2 separate regions of the Homo sapiens genome follow, and region 2 is linked to region 1. Evidence: chromatin contacts called from ENCODE Hi-C or POLR2A ChIA-PET data. All regions are on one chromosome and are shown on one strand. The core of a region is the stretch at or near the end of the contact, and the rest is flanking DNA. Distances in the headings are between cores, read along the strand shown.

Region 1 (7,054 bases), core at 4,160-6,659:
AAAGCTCAGGGATTACCTACTCTGTAAACTATGTGCTCACTATCATCTGCAGACACTAGTGCTCCTATCTATCTCCACCGCAACATTTAAAAGTCTTCATTACAGCAACCATCTTTCACCTTCCTCCAACCTGTAACTACAAGCTACTTAAGAGTAAAAGAAGGAGTATCTTCTCATTCTTGTATTCCAGACACAATGGACTGTGATGCAAACGCTAAAAATATGTATTAGTGAGTAAATTAATTTCACAGAAAATTATACTTTTTGTAAAATTTTAGATTTAATTTTAATGTAATTTGTTGCAGGAACGTTCTCCTTTCCTCATTAGTATTCAATGTTTAAATTTTAAAATTATGAGGTACTTACAGAAAAGTGGCCAGCACAGTAAAAATACTTTTATTCCTTCTGATCCATTTTAGAGTAAGTTGCTAATCTCATGTTATCCTGGAATAATGTAACATGCATTTCTGCATTTTTGGACCATTCCCTTGCTTTCAAGCACAAGGTGATATTCCAGGTTCATCCTGTTCTTTGTCTGCTTCTGGAATCAGCCCTTTTTCTAAGGGGCTCTGGTTCTGTTTAGTAGAGGATAGTAATATTTAGAAGCCAAGCTCAGTGCCCTAGTTATGCTCTTTGCTATTAGTGTCATTGTTCTCAGACCCTGTCAGTGGACAGAGCTGGTAATTATTCATAACTCTCTCTCTCTCTCTCTCTCTCTCTCTCTCTCTCTCTCTCTCTCTCTCTCTCTCTATATATATATATATATATATATATATATATATATCTGTTTCTACACCGCAAACCATGAATTGATACTGATCTCTCCAATTCCAACCTAAGACCAGAGGGTTCGTTCATTCTAGTTTTCTCCCTCTCCATATTTGCAACTCCCTTCTGTGATAACGAGAAAACTGGCTATTATAATCTAATATATTTACTTATTTAATGAATCCCCTTATGTATAACTAATGTATTTCTGCTGCCATCCTCTTCCCCACTGATTCCTTCCTTATCCTCTTTGGGTTCTGACACACCGTGCCAGGCTGCCATCCTCACTGCACAGACTCCGATACCTCATGCTACTGCTCTTCAGGGTCACCTTCCTCCCCCTTGCCCATCTCTGACATTCTGTTATGACCACCTCAGGCCTGACTGCCTTCATCACCTTCTCAGGCTCTGACTCTCCACACTGGCTGACTCTTTCTCTCTCCCCTAGATCCATGGATGCTTCCTAGCTGTGCTCAGTCTCTGGCACCCAACACCTGGCCACTACTTTGGTGGGCACCCTACTCTTCCAGCTTGGGCTCTGACAGATCATGCTGGGAAGGATGCTCTGCTGATCATACTTGGGTTTGATAGTCAGTGCTTGTGCACACACATACACCCTTATCCCATTAGTGATGCAGCTCTGATTTCCCATGTCTCTTCCCAAATCTGGACACCTTCAGGACCCTGCTTGGGCTCCTACTGTCCATGCTATGTTCTCTCCTACTTAGATATCCTTTTTTTCTTGTTCAAGCTCCAACACCCCTCTTTGGGCCACTATGGCTCCCCTCCACACAGACACTGCTATACTCCACCTAACGACTTCCAGGCTGGATGGCAAGGAAGAGAAGGGAAGAAGAGAAAGGGGTGTGTCATCTTTTAGATTTCCTTATTAGTCCTTCCACAGAGAAAATGCATGCATGAAAATGTTTACAAGAGGCCAGTTTGCTTTATATTTGCGATAGTCACAAAAGATCTGAACTGAGAAAAAACTGAAATCATTAGAGAAAGTAAGATTTGAAGTTAACTGTCCTTTCACTTGGGGAAGTGAAGTCTTATTTCTTTTTTAGGGGTTTCATGTTTTGTTCTGATAAGTGACTTCCAAATTAGACACTTAGAAATAAAAAGGCTGGAATGGAGACTTGATATTCTTCTGTCCCAATTATCTTGTTTTACAGACAAGGGAATTCATCCTGGTGAGGTCAAATGAGTTTCCCAGGTTTCCCAAGTGCCTGAGTCAGAAACGTGACATTTTTCAACATCCTGGCCAGTGTACTTGGCATGCTACCCTCATTATCATTTAAAAGTATTCGACCTTTAAGGCAAATTTCTAAGAAAAATATATTTTATACATTATACATTATATTTTAAATGGGAAGTGTTTTTCTTTTGTAATAATATGACTTATAGAATTTGGACCCTAAAATTTATCTGGCTAGGTGCAGTGGCACAGGCCTGTAATCCCAGCTGTTGAGGAGGCTGAGGTGGGAGGATCACTCGAGCCCAGGAGCTCTGGGATGTAGTGGGCTGTGCCAGTCACTAAGTTTGGCATCAATATGATGACCTTCAGATGTGGGGTGGTGGTGACTGGGGACCACCAGGTTGTCTGAGGAGGTGTGAACTGGCTCAGGTCTGAATGGAGTAGGTCAAAACTCCGTGGTGGTCAATAGTTGGATTGTGCCTGTGAATAGCCACTGCGTCCTAGCTTGAGCAACATAGTGAGATCCTGCCTCTTAAAAAATAAATAAATAAATAAATGAAACATTATTTGGTTATGAGTTGATTTGAAATGCTTGGGACCAGAAGTGTTTCAAATTTGGATTATTAAAGATTTCTGAATATTTACATATATATAAAATGAGATATTTTGGGGATGGGACCCAAGTCTAAACACAAAATTCATTTATGTTTCATATACACCCTATAAACATAGGCTGAAAGTAATTCTATATAATATTTCCAATAATTTTGTGCACCTGTCAAATGAGGTCAGGTGTAGAATTTTCCATTGGTGTCATTTCAGCACTCAAAAAGTTTCATATTTTGCAGTATTTTGGATTTGGAATTTTTGAATTAGAGATGCCTAACCTGTAGTTCTTTGGTGATTATAGTTTATTAGACTGGATGATCTAGAAATTAGCCTTACCTATTTGGTAGTTAGTAACCTGAAATTTTCTGAACACTTTCTCTTAATTGCATTATGTTAACTGGGCTTAGTAAAGTTGGCATGCAGGTTGGTCATTTATTTTACTGTTTCTTATTTTGTGGACTTGATGGGCTGGCGAAATGTATGTGCATAGACATGAATGACTGATAAATAGATAAATTATATATTCTAAAAATCCCACAATGTAAGATTTGTATTTGTATTTGTATTATTTTCTTTTTTGAGGCAGAGTCTCACTCTGTCACCCAGGTTGGAGTGCAGTGTCCTGATCTTGGCTCACTGCAACCTCTGTCTCCTAGGTTCAAGCGATTTTCATGCCTCAGCCTCCCGAGTAGCAAGGATTACAAGCGTGCGCCACCATGCCTGGCTAATTTTTGTACTTTTAGTAGACACAGGGTTTTTACATGTTGGCCAGGTTGGTCTGAACTCCTGATCTCAAGCTATCTGCCCACCTTATTCTCCCAAAGTGCTGAGATTACAGGCGTGAGCCACAGTGCCCAGCCAAGATTTGTATTTTTAAAAACCTTTTATATTTGTTAAAATCTAACACTTTATGGACAAATTTAGTTTTAGAAAAGCTGGAAATAAACAACTTGCTGGGTATAGATTAGCCATTTAGAGCATTCATTAATTTCCAAAAATCATTTTGCATCACGGAGGTCCAAAGGAAAAATAGGCAACAAACTATATTTTAAAATCCAATGAAAGGCTTGAAGAGTCCCACGAGCTGAGTGATTTAAGAGGACAACTGTGATATTAACTTACTTCTGGCCCTTAGATGAAATATTTGCCCTTTTAGCATCAACATAATTCTGTAAATTATTATTAACAAATACGTAGATTTTATAATTGGAAAGAGCACAGTATTAAGATCATTTAGTTCATCTCCCTTCAGGCATGAATCCTCCTACCACCTACTAAAGGCGGTCACCCAGGATCTGTTGATTTGAATCACTTTTGATCATGGAGAAATCACTATCTTCCAAGGCAGCCATGCCTTATAATTCCACAGAAACCTTCCTCTGGGTGACTTTGCCCCATGACTGCTGCCTTCTGTCCTCTGAAGTTAGATATAATATAGTTAAACCTTCTTCCATATGACAATCCTTCAGCTTCGTCTGCCTAGATCCTTAGCCTCTGGGAATGTTCTCTACCTGTCTCTTTCTTCTGCAGTTATGTCTTTAGGTTCCTCTTCTAAGATTAAGATTTTTTCCCTTTCCCCATCTTTTCCCCTTTGTCTAGACTTAATGTCTCTTTAAAATGTGCTATTTTAGGAGGCTGTGCATTCTCCTGATGAAAGGCAAGAACGGCATCTTGTATTCTTTTTATTGTCCTTAGTCACGTGAATGCAAAATGTCTGAGACAGGTCTCAGTCAATTTAGAAAGTTTATTTTGGCAAGGTTAAGGATGTGCCCCTGACACAGCCTCAGGAAGTCCTGAGACATGTGCCCAAGGTGGTCGGGGGTACAGTTTGCTTTTATATATTTTAGAGAGACATGAGACATCAATCAATATGTGTAAGATGTACATTGGTTCAGTCCAGTAAGGTGAGACAATTGGAAGTGGGGGCTTCCAGGTTAGAAGTATAATAGACAAGAGACAAAAGGTTGCATTCTTTTGAGGCCATGATCAGCCTTCCACTCAATAGACAGTTTAGTCTGGCCCAGTGAATCTGCATTTTTTGCATAAACGATGGAGAAGAGAAAGCAATCAGATATGCATTTGTCTCAGGTGAGCCTCAGAGGGATGAATTTGAATAGAATGGCAGGCAGGTTTGCCCTAAGCTGGTCCCTTCTTGATGTTTCCCTTTAGCTTGGTGATTTTGAAGTCTCAAGATTTATTTTCCTTTCACAGCCATCTAACAGTGAAGCATGGTTTCACTTTACACTTGAACCACTATATCCACCAGATACAAACTTTGCCTCAAACACCACACTCACTTTACACAAACCTGTTGACATCACACCTAAGTCAGCTTTTCTTGAGCTCCCATATGAACAAATAAACATTCCTCTGATCTGCGGATATCCCGCCAGGAAGGGCCGGCTTGGGCAGTGCTGGCTCAGCTAGCCCGCCACCGCTACCATTGGATTTCCTCTTTCTCCTCTGATTTTAAGAAGTGAGAAAAAAAAGCAATTCCTGTTAATTATGTAGACAATGCAAGGGTCTCCAGGCTCCATTTCAGCAAGTTGGTTTCATCAAGATCACGAAAAGATGCATGCGTCCCCGAGACCAGAGAGGAGTTAGGGACCCCGACACGGAGGTGGCATCAGGTAACCCTCAGGAGTGAGGGTGGGGAAGAGGGCATGGCTGATGCTGGGAATGAGCAGCGCCCGCGGAGGGAAGGCCGGCGGTCCTGCGCCCCGGCGTGGACGCGCGCGGGAGTTCAGGCTGGGGAAATGGGTCACCACGTGCTACGGAGGCGGGGACAGGGCCCTCCTCCCCTTATTTGTAAAGAGCGCCGGAGCGGATCGCGGAGTTTCACCGCGGACCTGTCAGAGATACAGAGGTTGTGGGGGCGGGAGACAGAAAGAGAGAGAGATCCAGAGACCGAGTCTTACGTTGACACGCAGAGAGAAAGACGCAGAGACAGACAAACAAACAGATAGGAGAGGTGAGAGGCCAGCGAGTGCTTCCGATTAACTTGCCAAGCTCAGAGAAGATCCGGGGAGAGGGAGGGTCCCCTTTAAACGCGCAATCCCCAGGACTCCGGAAGAGCCCTTTTCTGCAGCTCCTTGGGGACTGCACGTCTCACTTCTAAGTTTGCGGCGGAGAGAATAAAGCAGAAAGACAGGAAGAGGAGGTGGAGTTCTACAGTTAGTGTGGTTTTAGTTTTTCCTAAGAAGTGGCGTGGTTTGGGGCTTTATATCCGGGAGGAGCATATGTACGCAAATCCTGGGGCGTTTGCAAACCCGGATCCGGGGCGTCTGGCCCCATGCCCGGCCGGGCGTTTGAGGGCTACTGCCACGCAGCGTTTCTGGAGCCTGCCGGCTGGTGCCCTGGTGGCCTTTATCTCTGTCCCCCTTTGTCCTCTTTATCTCAGGCTCTCCAGGAGGCCGGGGGGCCCACTCCGCCTATCGCTCCCCTCGGCTACGCTGCCACTTCAATGCCCCGCAGGTCGCGAGCTGCTGTTCTTTCGAAGGCGTCGGAGAACCAGGGGCGTCCCGCGCCACCTCTGACTCGGAGCAGCGCCGAGCACTGACGCTCCCGCCCTTGGGCAAGGACGCCAGTGCGCCCGCGCGCGTCCCTCTGCGCGGCAGCCCGTCGCGGGCCCTCAAGGGGAAGCCCAGGCCAGGATGGCCCCGGGTCGCGCGGTGGCCGGGCTCCTGTTGCTGGCGGCCGCCGGCCTCGGAGGAGTGGCGGAGGGGCCAGGGCTAGCCTTCAGCGAGGATGTGCTGAGCGTGTTCGGCGCGAATCTGAGCCTGTCGGCGGCGCAGCTCCAGCACTTGCTGGAGCAGATGGGAGCCGCCTCCCGCGTGGGCGTCCCGGAGCCTGGCCAGCTGCACTTCAACCAGGTAAGGCCGCCAGGTCCGGGCAGCCCTCCGTACTGTGGGTGTCCCTAGACTTCACTTTGTATATGAGCCGTTTTTATTTGGGAAAAGTGCAGGAGAAAGAATCTTGTTATATTTCTCAAGTAGAAGGCGGTATCTGGTGACACTTGCTTTTCACTAGACGAGGCTGAAGGATTAAAAGGTTAACGTTGTTAAGGGATTTGGCAGCCGGAAACTGCAGTTTTACGCCTGATGAACTGAGAGGTCCGACTCTGGTGATTTTAACATTTTATAGAAAACTTTATGAAGTAGTTGAGGGTGTGACGCCACTTTAACAGATGCTTTTTAGATAGGAATGAGTTACTTAAATCTTGCCAGAAAGATAACGGCTCGCACACTTCCTACAAGGTTAGCAAGGAAGATTATCACATGCCACCCTGGTTAACAGTTGCCCGGTGCGTAACCAGTGCTATTTGAAAACGAGATATAATGTAGTTCTGGCTCCTGTGTACATTACATGAGGCATTCAGGGCTGAAACAGGGGCGGCCTTGAGACTAAGATTCTAATTTGGTCATCCAGATGGTGGTAGACTAGGCTTATATTGTTAGTTCCTTGTCATATGTCAGGTCA
Region 2 (7,390 bases), core at 2,936-5,435, 240 kb before region 1:
CTCCTCACCTCTCTAAGCCATCATAGAATTGAAGAGAGTTAAGGCCTTTCTCTGGATTAGGCTTTGGTAAAAGGGAATGTTGTGGCTGGTTTAATCTTCTACTCAGACCACTAAAACCTTGGCTAACTGGCACAAGAGGCCTAGCTTTGGGCTTATCTCAGCTTTTGACATGCCTTCCTCACTAAGCTTAATCATTTTTGGCTTTTGATTTCAAGTGAGAGGTGTGACTTTTCCTTTCACTTGAACACTTGGAGGCCACTGTAAGGTTATTAATTGGCCTAATTTCCATATGGTTGTGTGATAGGGAATAGGGAAGCCTGAGGAGAGGGAGAGAGATGGAGGAATTGCCAGTCAGTAGAGCAGTCAGAACACACAGAACATTTATCGATTAAGTTTGTCATCTTACATGGACACTTCTTGTGGTACCCCCAAAACATCAAAGATCACTGTTCACAGATCACCATAATGGATATAATAATCATGGAAAAGTTTCGAGTATTGAGAGAATTACCAAAATGTGACACAGAGACATAAAGTGAGTACATGCTGTGGGAAAAATGGCACCAATAGACTTTCTTGACACTATTGCCACAAACCTTCAATTTGTAAAAATCACAGTATTTGCAAAATATAAAGAAACAAGCTATGACTGTATAAGGAATTCCTGAGAAATGGAACTGTTTGGGACAACACTGCGGAGCACCCGGAGAATGAACTTACAGGCAAGAAAGCTGCTGAATGTTTTTGAACAGGGAAATAATGTGTAGGGGATGGTATTTTAGGAAGTTCATCTTTTACGTGTGTGTGGGACATACTAAAGAGTTAAAGTGAGAGGCAGAGACAATGCGGACATAAGTGATGGAGGCCCATTCCTTAGTGGTCACCAGGATAATAAAAATGGGGTGGATGCCAGAAAAACAGTAACCAAGGGATCTGTAACCTCTGGTGACTGATGAGATACTGGGGCTAAAAGTCTAAGACCACTATTTGACTACAATACAGTGATGCCCTCTGAGACTTCTGATTGCTTTTCTTTTTGTTTTGTTTTCATCTTTCTGTTTCTCGCTATCTGTGCTTCTCACCAGCCCCAATGCCCTTTTGAGTTCCGTTACTGCCTATGTGGTGTTACTGTGTTCTTGTTTCTCCTTTCTGTTTCCTTTTCTTTCTCTTCTTTTTCTATCATATACCTTTCTTCTCTTTTTTTGGGCTGGAGCAGTTAAGGAGGTTTTATTTCGTTTTTTCAAATTAAATACAGTCAATGAGGTATTCTTTTTTTTGATTAGTGCTGAACCCTTAACAATTATTCTATTTCTGATTCTTCAATGTCAGTTTTGTCATGCTTATGTTCAGAAAGAACTTCGATTATTTCTAATTCTGTGGTTGTTTCAGTCATCTTAGGGCTAGATAGAAGGTCTCTGTTTACTGATTATCTCATGATCATCTAACTGCAGTTGAAAGATGAAGCAGGGGAAAGCAGGGTAACAAAGTACACTTTAATAGTTGTTTAAAAGCTGAGCATCTCCAGACTTCCCAGGAAAAAAAAAAAACCAAGGTTGCCAAATTTTGAGAAAAATATGCTTCCACTAGAAGGGGATGACCTTTAAGTGGAGAAACTTTGACTTACTTATCAAATATGTTTTAGATTCAGATTTATAATTTCCCCATCGGTTCTATCTTAACTAATTTACAGCTATACTCATTACTGTTCACTGCAGACATATGAAACACAAGAGGGAAGCAGGCAACTTATTTATCTTCAGAAATAAATGTTATCTATTGACATGGATTCCAGCAAAGAGACTAGTTAGTATTTTCTATGTATTCATTTTACCTTTTAAAGCAGAGAGATATTTATTGGCTGTATTTCACTGTAAAATGGGAATTTTAAGGGCAAAATATTAATTATAACACAGCTAGTAAGATTCCAATGACAAGAAACTGATACAGAACATTCCACATAAGCTTTATAAAAGAACCTGCTGTTTGAATCTCCACAGAATTGAATATGGAGACTTTCACACTCCATATTCAAGGGATCATTTATCCTTGCGGTCTGCTTTTGACAATGGCACCATGGGATGTACTATGAAACATCAACCTATTTTAGAAGGAACCAAAGCAGCCACTTACTACAAGTTCTCCTTTTGCAGGAGAGGAAACTGAAGCTAGGAGGGGTTAGGTGACTTATCTGAGGTCACAATGGAGTCAAGATCAGTCTCAAAGTGCAGTGATGTTTTCATTATGTTAGGCTGTCATTCTTTTGAAAACACTCCAAAATAGCTTTGTATAATAATAACCAGTGACTTTAATAATCAATGACTTTACATAACAGTTGATGACTTTAGATAATAGTTCAATTCACAAATATGGATAATCTCCTAGTGTTTGCTACCTATTTCTGTGCATGTGCCTTAAAAGTACCTCATTCTCACTTTTCAGGTTTTAGTTTACCAGTAAAGGTGACTGCATTTATCTTGGCCATACCTTTCATAATTTAAAGATTATTTATCCCTAATCTCCATCTTTCAGACTGAAAAATCATTATGGTCTCTTTTATTTTTTTTTTATTTTTTTTTGCTTTTGTACAGCAGTTCCTCAACTATCTTCCTCCTCTGCCAATCATCCTTCTCTTGATTATTTCGATCGTCTCCCCTGGACCCAACCATCTCCAATAATTTTTTGTGAAGTACAATGTTGATGACCATAGAGGATGCAAAGCTCCGGGCTGGTTCTGTATGATGCTTTATATTTATGTATAATGTCTTACCTGATGATACCCAACATATTACTAGCCTTATAGATGAGGATGGATGGCAGCTTGGCTGGTCAATCAATAAGTCAGTCCACAGATATTTAATGAGCATTTTCTATGCAACTTATACTGTTCTAGATAGTCTATGACCTAAAGAAGATTCTTTGTACTCGGGGTGGTAGGAAGACAATAGACCCATAAATAAATAGATAAGACAGGTTTACATATTGATAAAAATAATGAAGAACATAAAATTAGGCAATGAGATAGGGAATGACTACAGAGACTGGGGGTAAGGAAAAGTGTGTTCAATGACTTCTGAGAAATGTATGCAATGTTTCCCTGGGTTGTACAGTTTGGATCCATTTCTATCTACTTACTCTAATGCTAAATGGCCTACTACTTTTCTGACCAGTTATATTGCCTGGTCAGATTATTTCTCCTTGGTCCTATTATCTTGAGTTTTTATAATCCAGAAGGTTTCTATAGAATCAAGTAATTTGTTGTCCTCATATATATATATGTTGTCCATTCTTTCCTTCAGAGCTCAATGGGTAAGTATTTCTCCAGACAGTTCTTAAACTTTGTATTGTATGAAGCTTTTCATCAATGACAGCCTGGAAGGTAGGTGCATGAAGCATACAGGTGCAATTTTGAACTTTCAGGTGACCCCATTCTCTAATCCCTGCATTGGATAGTTCCTACTATGATAACGAGGCATTAAAGTAATCACCTGAATATACCCCCACTATAACATACTTTTCTGAGGCATAGATACCACTGGGAAAGGGAGACAGGCAGCCTAGATACCAAGCTGAGCTTTGAATGTTTCTAGGTTCATACACATACAGGTAACCTGGGTTTTCTTTCTTCATGATTCTCTGTGTTAGCAAAAACTGGCATTATTTGAAGACATATTTCTGGAGAAGAAATCTATTTTTTTCCTCAGAAAGTCTAAAAAAATTATCCATATTTTTCTTCTGTGTCTACTTTTAAAGAAGGGTGTTTAAATTAAAGCAGTGATTTTCACATCATTTTGTGTAGGCAGAAGCATTCAAAAGACCTCCAGCAGCTCCTGATAGGGAAGTAAGGAGAGGTGGGACAGCCTCTCGGAAGGCCGAGCTGGCAGGGCCCTTCACCCCTATTTTAATCAAAGCCTACCATGTCCATACACTGGGATTTTGTATGAAATCTCATGTGAAGAAAGAAAAGTTATTGTGCTGACAATGTTTTCAAACCACCAGGATATAGAGTGCACTACAAATCTGACCAAACAATGGAGAGGCCACAACCTCAGAAAAGAAACAAGAACTTGTAGAACCGTTTTCTAAACACTCCTGTGGCAGCACGAATTCTAGGAAAGGAAAGCCCTCTTCAAAGATTACCTATCACATCTTGCTCTCACAGGAGACAACACCCACCCATGTGGCTTGTTGCTGCTGCACCTTTGCGGTTTCCAACCTCAGCAAGGATCTGGGTGCCCCGTGGCAATCATTTTACTGACCTCCCTTCCCAGTCTCACTTCCCTCCAACTGAGGGGTTTCTAATTTTGTTTGTGCCACAGCCCCTTCTGCAGTCTGGTGAACTCTATGGATCTCTTCTCAGAATCATGGTTTTCAGTATGTAAAATACAAAACAGGATTATAAAAGAAGCTGATGATATCAAAGTACATTTCTATCCACAGACTCTTTGGGGGTCAGTGGACTCTAGGTTAAGAAATACCTTTGAATGATGACTCAGTTGGTGCCTGTTATATCTCGTTTTGAGATGATTCTAATGCTAAATTTCTCACCCTGTCCTCTCTTGAGTTCCAGTTCTGCCTTTTGATCTGCCTACTAAGAACTTACACTTGATTTTCCCACAGGGACCTAAAATATAACATGTTTTACTCTGAGCTCCTTCTTTTCCCACCCAAATCTACTTTTGCTCCCTTGTTCCTTTCATCAAGTCAACCACATCACAAGCTTCCTGGTCAGGGAGTCTTAGACCCATCTATGACTCCCCGTCTCTCCTACACCTCCGACCTCTAGGCCCTCTTGACAGTATCACTGTATCACAGTATCACTGCACTCTCTCTTAAGTCCACCATCTCCTTTCATTCCTGGCACTAGGACCTTTACTAACTGCACTGTTTCTCACTTGGATTCTTGCATTACTCTTCTGACTCATCATCTGCCTCCTAAATGGTACCCTCAGTGGTGACATAAAGAAGTCAGAGCCATCATTCCAAACCTAGGCAGGCCCGGCTATCCCTCTCCAGAATTAATGCAAAATTCTTAAGCTGCCATTCACAGCCCTCTTTAGCCTGGCCCTGGCCTTCCTTACCCACATTGGCCTTCATGTCCATCCGAGCGCTCAGAACACTTTTTTCCCTCTGCATAAACGCTGTGTTTACCTCTCTCTTTAAGCTCCTCAAGTAACTTAAACCTAGAGAACCCTCTCCTTCTCTGTTTAACACCCAACTGCTGAAATATACCCCAAATGCTGAGGGCCAAATGATATCTCCTTGACGAAGCCTTCTTTTTGGAGGCTGCTTTAGAATAAAGGGACCAAGGGCTCTCTCTTCAACATTCTCTTATATTTTTATGGATGCTTCACTTTCGGTACTTATTAAAATCATAATTTACATTATAACTATTTAAGAAACCTATGAGTGCCCTTTCTTAAAGCATCTTTTGTGAGAGAAAGAATGATGCCTTACTCATTTTCATAGTTTCACAGTGCATGTTGGCCAAGTTTTCTGTTCCACCGCCTGAGGCTGGTTGACTAACTGGCTGATTCTCCTAAACAGCAAGCCTGATTTTTTCATCTCAGCTGCTTGAACTCTGAGTTAGTCAATAAATGTTAGATTCTCAAATTCAAAGACAAATTCTCAATGTCTAAATCTCATATAAGCTTGGTGGAAATAACATTATTTTAAAAAGCTAGACTAATTCCATGACCTCAAAATAATATACTACTGTCTCTTCTAAAAATAAGCACCATGGATCCAGGGACCTGTTACTAGAAAGCTGTTCAAAGGAGGTGACTAACTGATCTTTTCTAATTAGCTTGTCCTCTTCTCAGAACAAGCACAATGGCAAGACATGGCAGCTCAAGCCTGTAATCCCAGCACTTTGGGAGGCCAAGGCCGGAGGACTGCTTAAGGCCAGGAGTTTAAGGCCAGCCTGGACAATGTAGGAAGTCCTCATTTCTATTAAAAGTAAAAAAAAAAAAAAATTAGCCCGGCATGGTGGCGCACACCTGTAGTCCCAGCTATTTGAGATGCTGGGGCAGGAGAACTGTTTGAGGCCAGGAGTTCGAAGTTGCAGTGAGCTATGATTGCACCATTGCACTCCAGCCTGGGCAACAGAGTCAGACTCTGTCTCAAAACAAAACAAAACAAAACAAAAACCAAAAATAAAATAAAATAAAATATGAGCATAAGATTTTAAACAACTGACTTACCTTTGATTTCAGGATAGTAGAGGAAAGGTTTTGGTTCACTAGTTTCCAAGTCAGATTTCCTCCGAAGCTGGACAAACACAGAGGCTGGTTTTGTAATATTAATATCTTTATACTTTGGAGTTTTGAAGACAATGGCAAACTGCAGGATACGAAGAACCACATGTTGGTGTAGGACTACATTTTTTTTTTTTTTGCAGTAATGCTACTCATTAAACACATTCCTTATGCTTTTCTTTATACCCAATGTTTAGACACAGTGTACTAAAAAACACCGTGTCCTGGAGAAAGTTCCAAACTCAGAATTCTATACCGATACATTTTTATGAAATTGCTACTGTAAAATCAAAATACAATGCTATGCTAATGTACTACGAAGCTTTATTATTTCATTTGTCTATTTCAAATGTCTTCTAGTTGTAAATATCATGCTTATAAAATTCACTGCATATACTTTCTTCTCTTCCAAAGCAGCCTTAAAAGCCTCCAAGATTATTTAGAGCAACATCAGAAAGACTGGGTATGGAAAGAGAGAGATGGCTACAGGCCAGTGATGAAGAGAAGAAACTAAACATTGCTTACATTGGCATCATAACACATTAGTTCTTGGTGGTATGTTAGGGATTTAAGCATTTTTCAGTTTGATTTTTTGACTATGTAATATATTCACAGGGATAAAGATCTTATAAAATATAAAAAAGCATACAGTGGTATTCTCTTTGACATTCTTGTTCCCCATCCATGCAGTTCCTACAGTGTACCAGCCAGTGGTAAATACTGTTATTAATTTCTTAGGTATCCTTCCAGAATTTCTTTATGCATGAACATAGAATCATTTCTACACACACTTTGTTCTACACCCATCTTTTAAAATATTTTAACACTGTATAACTGAGATCTTTCTATATTAGTTCGCAGAGTACTCATTCTTTTGAATAACTACATGATATTTCATCAAAAGGACAGACCATAATTTAACTGGCCACTTACTGATGAATATCTGGATTGTTTCCAATCCAGATAATTACTTGTAAATAGGAGAATACTCTTCAATTACTTGTAAATAGGAGAATAATAATTAAGGTGGGGGCTCAGCATTATCATGTTATTAAATGATTAAACTGATCATTTAATCAGTTGCCATTGGGAAATCTTCATTTAACAGGATGACATCAGCTTCAATTAGAAGATGA

What was found. Hi-C counts contacts between places; a loop is a spot of excess contacts on that map. ChIA-PET counts read pairs that join two places held with the same protein, here RNA polymerase II (POLR2A). Pooled maps may share reads with other maps.
Region 2: a pooled map shows a loop between it and region 1 (4-fold over the local background). The contact joins the enhancer-like site here to the promoter of SLC39A8 in region 1. A Hi-C loop is called at or near these places in 1 of 37 single-sample maps with no recorded cell type and 8 of 50 pooled maps. POLR2A ChIA-PET finds 5 or more read pairs at or near these places in 1 of 52 experiments (activated naive CD4-positive, alpha-beta T cell).

The regions. Positions count from the first base shown.
Region 1 is chr4:102,343,837-102,350,890 of GRCh38, reverse strand. It overlaps SLC39A8 (solute carrier family 39 member 8), which reads left to right and starts at 5,409. Exons shown (of 9, transcript NM_001135146.2): 1 at 5,409-5,546; 2 at 5,976-6,447. The coding sequence starts at 6,229. It also overlaps the pseudogene RN7SL728P. RefSeq lists enhancers at 4,877-4,926, 6,827-6,886 and a silencer at 6,107-6,356.
Region 2 is chr4:102,583,631-102,591,020 of GRCh38, reverse strand. NFKB1 (nuclear factor kappa B subunit 1) reads right to left here. Exons shown (of 24, transcript NM_003998.4): 11 at 6,201-6,339. Among named protein-coding and RNA genes, the nearest start is that of NFKB1-AS1, 85 kb to the right of the region's middle. RefSeq lists a silencer at 4,112-4,161 and an enhancer at 4,662-4,731. Within about 2 kb of position 4,185, at least 4 of the 41 ENCODE cell types and tissues checked have a DNase peak (open chromatin) inside an H3K27ac peak, as active enhancers do.